Regions from separate parts of the Mus musculus genome. Here region 2 is linked to region 1. Evidence: chromatin loops called from intact Hi-C (ENCODE). Cell type or tissue: left cerebral cortex. All regions are shown on one strand. Each heading gives the region's core, and the rest is flanking DNA. Links, peaks and the distances in the headings are about the cores only. Region 1 holds the start of Fbl (fibrillarin). Region 2 overlaps Eid2 (EP300 interacting inhibitor of differentiation 2).

Region 1 (2,907 bases), core at 94-2,593:
CAGGGACTCTAACACCGCCATATGTTACCAAATCTCAGCTGCTCTCCACGACCCCTCTCATACCTTCACAACTAGTACTTCCTAGCTGACTCTTACATAGTACTTGCCAAGTTCAGACCTTATTGAACTTTTTAAATAAATAATAATAATAATAAAAATAGCCAGGCAGTGGTGGTGCACGCCTTTTATCTCAGCACTTGAGAGGCAGAGGCAGGCGGATTTCTGAGTTTGGGGCCAGCCTGGTCTACAGAGTGAGTTCCAGGACAGCCAGGGATACACAGAGAAACCCTGTCTCAAACAAACAAACAAACAAACAAAAAAAAAAGAATGAAAGAAAGAATTTAAATTAATTTTTTAAGAAATCCTAGGAGCTTGGGAGGTATCTCAGCAAGTAAGAAATCTTGCGCTGAGCAAGCATGAGGACTTGAGTTCAAATCCTAATGCCTGTCTTAAAAAATTGAAGTGGTCACCTGTGTGTCTGTAACACCAGGGCTGGGGTGGTAGTGGTGAGACAGGGGACTTTCTGGCCACCAGCCTAGCTCCGGGTTCAGTGAGGATCCTAAATCAAGAGAATAAGAGAGAGGGTGATAGAGCAGAACACCGTACATCCTCCTCCATTCTCTGCATACCTGCATGTGTGTGGGCACACACACACTCGTGAACACATACACACACAATGTGTAAGCACTAAAACATTTCAGTGTCTTACAGGCTTGTAAGAATCCCCTTTAATGCTTATTTTGTCTAAAACAAAACAAAAACCAGTGCTGGATGCTAGGGTGATTTGTCACCCTGGCAACCATCCAGCCCTTCCCTGGCACTTGGCTGCCTTGAATGACTACCATCCAAGCAAACCCCTCTTGGCAGCCAGCTGGTCTACTGTCATGGCAGCCTGGCAGCTCTTGAATGCTCCACAGACACCTCCAGGAAGCTATACTGCATGGACCACCACTTAATGCTAAAAGACAACTCCTGCTCTAGGAGGCACTATCCTGGCCCTGACTATCCCCAAGAGTTTAACATGGACTTTTTGCCATCAGAAGCCTCTATAATCCTTGGCAGCCACTTCACCAAGGCCAGAGGGAAACCATTTCCCCTGGTAACCCAACAAAAAGTCAGCGGTTAGTGCAAATGATCTTTCAGTTGCACGGAAGGCTGTAAGTTCTGGCTATTAGGACGCTTCTTCTGGAGACCGGTCGCTCCTGTGCTGCCTCCTGGTGGTGCAACATTAACACTGGGCCTTCTGCAACAGTTGTTGCTCGACTGATGTGATCTTTATCAGTAGGGTGGGCTGAATTCATGACCTGAAGAGGAGGAACAGAGGCAGAAACAACTGCAAACCAGCAGTGGCCTGGGAGCAGCTGCGACAACATTTGGGTGAGTGAAGATTTCCAGTAAGAGGCCAGGGGTAGAGAGCAGAAGCAGTGAGATGCCTGTTCTTCGCTGTAAAGGAGGGAGCTCTTTGAGCGGAAAAGGAAAAGGAAGGAGAAATAGAAAAGCGAAGTGTACCATAGGAGATCCCGAGTTCCAGCTCAGCCTGGACCCCACTGCAAAACCCTGTCATAAAATACAAACCTCAACAACAAACAGAAACATAAGGCTGTGCTGGAGAGATAGCTCAGCTGTGAAGAGAACATAATGCTCTTGATGAAGACTCAGGTTCGGGTCTCAGCACCTATTTGGCGGCTCACAATTAATTGCCGGTAACTCTAGTTCCAGGGGATCTGACGCCTTCTCCTGACTTCCATGGCGTATGCGTGGTGCACAGACAGACGAATATGCAAGCTAAACACTTCTAAGGATAAAATTTTAAAAATTTAAAGTCTTTGAAAAATAATAAATTTTTAAAAATCGGTATAACCCCTGATTCCTGGAGTGCTAGCATAAGTGAGAGGAAAAGTCGCAGCGCACTTGTGATAAAATTTGCCACTCTAGGAAAAAGTGAGGAGCGTAGAGACACGACAGAGCCGGAAAAGGATTCAGAACTCCCACCCAAGGGGCCGACTCCGACTTCCGGGAGACGGGACGCGCGTCTAAGGGGCGTGGTTACGCGCTTCCGTCACTCGCCGTGCGTCACCGCGCGCAGGCGCTCCTTTCCACGTGCGAAAGCCTGAGACTCGTGGAGTCGGGGACGCCGCAGGTTGCCTGAATCGCGCGACCAGAACGCAGTAATGAAGCCAGGTAAGGACCACGGTGCGGGCAGGAGTCGGGGGCTCTAGGCGCGGCGGGCGGGGACCGCGGCCGCTCGGGGCCGGGGGATGTGGCCGTGAGCTCGGCTCACCGGCCGGCCTACAAGCTTGCCGCCTCAGAGCGGCCGGTGCGGCCCTCCAGACCCTGACCCAGAGTTGGGGCTTGGATCTCCGAGCATTGCTTTAGGGGATCCGACTTGGGTCGCAGATGAAAGGGCCCCTGTCTCCACCCCAAGCCTTCCCTGTTGCCGCCGTCACCCACTGTCACTCCCTGTCAACGATACCTTGGTCCCCAACCCAGCTTCCCCCCGGGTAAATGAGGATCTCCGGCTCCGTGGTGTGCGGCGCTCGCGTGCACAGGCTGGCGCTCGCCGCGCTTCCGGGAGGGGCGGGACCCAAGGCTTGTAGGAGTAGAGGCTCTGGGGACCTGGGAGTCCCTGCTCTGTAGTGAGAGCGACTTTACTAGCCCGGCTATTAGCGGGGTAGGTGATTGGAATTGAGAGGGGTTGGTTTAGGTTTGGATTTTGAGAGCGTCTTGTCACGTGATCCTAGCTGGCCGAGATCCACCAGCCTTTACCTCCAGAGTACGGGGATTAAAGGCGTGCGCCACCACGGCTGGCCTGACAAATGTATCCATCTCACCTATTTCCCGCGTTTTTTTCTGATGAGCCCACTGTATGGTGGATGATGGCGAGAGTTCTGGCTTTGACAATAGAAA
Region 2 (2,907 bases), core at 169-2,668, 100 kb after region 1:
GCGGGCGGCGTGCGCTCCCGGGTCCGGCGCGACCTGGGGAGACCCGGGGACGCCCAATGGCGGCGGCCCGGGAAGGCCCCGCAGCCCCGGCGGCGGCTGCCAGGGGAGGCCGGGTGGCTGCAGCCCGGGAAGGCAGGGCGGCGGCGGCCCGAGGAGGCCCTGGGGCGGCGCCCCGGGGCGGCGCAGCGGCCCGCGAAGGCCCGGCGGCGGCGGCGGCGTCCAGGGAAGCCCGGATGGCAGAGGTGGCCCGGCTGCTGGGCGATCCGCTGGAGGAGGAGGCTCCGGAGGGCAGGCCCCGGTCCAGGGCGGGCGGCCTGGCGGCGATGCCGTACATGCGCTTCCGCCACCCCCTCAGCGTCTTGGGCATCAATTACCAGCAGTTCCTGCGCCACTACCTGGAGAACTACCCGATCGCCCCCGGCCGGATCCAGGAGCTGGAGGAGCGCCGGCGGCGCTTCGTGGAGGCCTGCCGAGCCAGGGAGGCAGCCTTCGACATAGAGTACCTGCGTAACCCCCAGAGGGTGGATTTTGACATTTTAACGTTTACCATAGCCCTGACTGCATCAGAGGTGATCAATCCTCTAATAGAAGAACTGGGTTGCGATAAGTTCATCCACAGAGAGTGAAGAGTCGGACTGCGGGGAGGGCACGGCACCAAGACCTCCGCATCCAAGTGAAACCCCATCCTGCAACTTGGTTTTAAGAAATCAAACGGATCTTGAGAGGCAGCGCTTCCTCAGAGGGAGGAAAAGCGTCAGAAAATTGGGGGTGGGGAGGGAAAGCATCGTAGACTCCTACCGTTTCTTGAGTTTATGATCAGTTGAAATTTCTTGTGTTATGGAAAAGGTCCATCCTCGTGGCTTCGTTAATAAGTAAAGGACGGTTTTGTAAAACTGTAAAGACTTAAAATTGCCAGTAGTAGAGCCCACGACGAAGAAGACTCGAAGAGAAAGCTGGTTTTAGGACGAGGTTTCTGTGGAGAACTTGACCTTGTCAGAGCAGGCAAAGTCTTCACGTCAGCGTCAACAAGCGTGTATAGTGTAAGAGGGATTTTGTGTCTCAGACATTGTGAATGGCGAACAACATAAATATTGTATATAGTATGTGATAAATCGTGTTTCCAAACATACCAATTTTCTGGGATTTTATTTTCCATTTTTCAAAAGTTTTTTTTTTCCGTCATTGCTTTGTAATTAATCTATTCCTAAGTCCCAAGACTATGAAGGATTGAGAGTCTTCTGTCCTTCTCTCCTTGTCCCCATGCCTCATGCAGCCTCTGAAGGCAGTTTCCGTCCTTGTTTCCTTTTTTATACACATTTTATTTCTCAGCAGAGTTGACAGATTTTGGTTTGGATATTGTGATTTCTTATGAAGATACCGTGAAGAACCTTCCCGACCAGTATATTTACTCCTTAGGGCTATATTTTGTGGTTATGCTGTTATGAACCAGGAATATACTGGTGGACGGTGGGCTTTTTCCCATCGGTTTCTCCTGGCAGTATGGCGCCACCTCTGGTAGGTTGGCGCCTGCGCACACCAACGGGCCCGTGGGCAGGCACATACTGCTTCCGTTCTGAACACATTTTTCATGTCTACCATCCCAAGGTGGAATAAGTCTTATACTTGATGGTGTTATATACCTACTACTTTTTGGGGTTTTTTGGTTTTTTCGAGACAGGGTTTCTCTTTATAGCCCTGGCTGTCCCGGAACTCACTTTGTAGACCAGGCTGGCCTCGAACTCAGAAATCCGCCTGCCTCTGCCTCCTGAGAGCTGGGATTAAAGGCGTGCGCCACCACGCCTGGTTTTGTTTTGTTTTGTTTGTCTTTTAAGTTTCCATAAAATTGACGGTTCGTCTCACTAGCTTCTTAGGCTTTTTGTTCTTGATAATCTCTGTAGCCTGATGTCTAGAGGTGACAGTCCTGGGCCAAAGGCTTGCCTTTGTAACTTTACAGATGCAGCTAATTGGCCCCTTGGTGCTCCCACCAGTGATCGATAATTGGATGTTTTCTGACTCCCTAGCCAATATGCTCAACCATCAGATGCACAGTGCTTACCAGACTGACGGTAGAAAAAAAAGATATAGCGGTTGTAAGGTTTTTATTGTAAGTTATCTTTTCACTTTAGAATGAAAAGGTGGGGGGATGGAGAGATGGCTCAGCGGTTAAGAGCACTGACTGCTCTTCCAGAGGTCCTGAGTTCAAATCCCAGCAACCACATGGTGGCTCACAACCATCCGTAATGAGATCTGGCACCCTCTTCTGGAGTGTCTGAAGACAACTATAGTGTACTTACATACAATAAACAAATCTTAAAAAAAAAAAAAAAAAAAAGGAAAAGGTGAAGCCGGTGTGGTGGTGAATGCCTTTAATCTCAGCACTTGGGAGGCAGAGGCAGATTTCTGAGTTCAAAGCCAGGCTGGTCTACAAAGTGAGTTCCAGGACAGCCAGGGCTACACGATGAAACCCTGTCTCGAAAAAAAAAAGAAACAAAAGGTGGGTCAATGATAGCACACTTGCCTAGAATCCCCCAGTGAGGGGCTGGGGGCGTGGCTCAGTGGTAGAGCCCCTGCCTAGAATCCCCCAATGAGGGGCTGGGGGCGTGGCTAGACCCCCCCAGTGAGGGGCTGGGGGCGTGGCTCAGTGGTAGAGCCCCTGCCTAGAATCCCCCAGTAAGGGGTTGGGGCATGGCTCAGTGGTAGAGCCCCTGCCTAGAATCCCCCAGTGAGGGGTTGGGGCATGGCTCAGTGGTAGAGCCCCTGCCTAGAATGTACAAGTCTCTTGGGTCTGATCCCACCCCCAACACACACCACAAAAATCTAGTTCCTTTTCCTCTCTCATGACTGTCCAGATTTTTGTTGTAGTTGTTGTTTTGGTTTTGGTTTTTTCGAGACAGGGTTTCTCTGTGG

What was found. Hi-C counts contacts between places; a loop is a spot of excess contacts. Peaks named below come from ENCODE experiments on the same cell type or tissue, not always from the same donor. Only the 100,000 strongest peaks of a DNase experiment are listed, where the experiment ranks them.
Region 2: it touches region 1 in a loop (2.0-fold over the local background); 2 of 42 quality-filtered maps call a loop at or near these places.

Annotation. Positions count from the first base shown.
Region 1 is chr7:28,167,638-28,170,544 of GRCm38, forward strand. Fbl (fibrillarin) reads left to right here and starts at 2,111. Exons shown (of 9, transcript NM_007991.3): 1 at 2,111-2,181. The coding sequence starts at 2,172. Gm31024 (a long non-coding RNA gene) reads right to left here and starts at 1,225. Exons shown (of 2, transcript XR_001778069.2): 1 at 471-1,225; 2 at 1-288. In left cerebral cortex, for the core only: a CTCF peak has its summit at 1,236 (motif pointing left); DNase peaks (open chromatin) are centred at 884, 1,231, 2,050 and 2,505; H3K4me3 peaks cover 1,679 bases; H3K27ac peaks cover 1,765 bases.
Region 2 is chr7:28,268,040-28,270,946 of GRCm38, forward strand. It overlaps Eid2 (EP300 interacting inhibitor of differentiation 2), which reads left to right. Exons shown (of 1, transcript NM_198425.2): 1 at 1-1,129. The coding sequence ends at 626. Among named protein-coding and RNA genes, the nearest start is that of Eid2, 1.6 kb to the left of the region's middle. In left cerebral cortex, for the core only: a CTCF peak has its summit at 1,523; a DNase peak (open chromatin) is centred at 364; H3K4me3 peaks cover 939 bases; H3K27ac peaks cover 589 bases.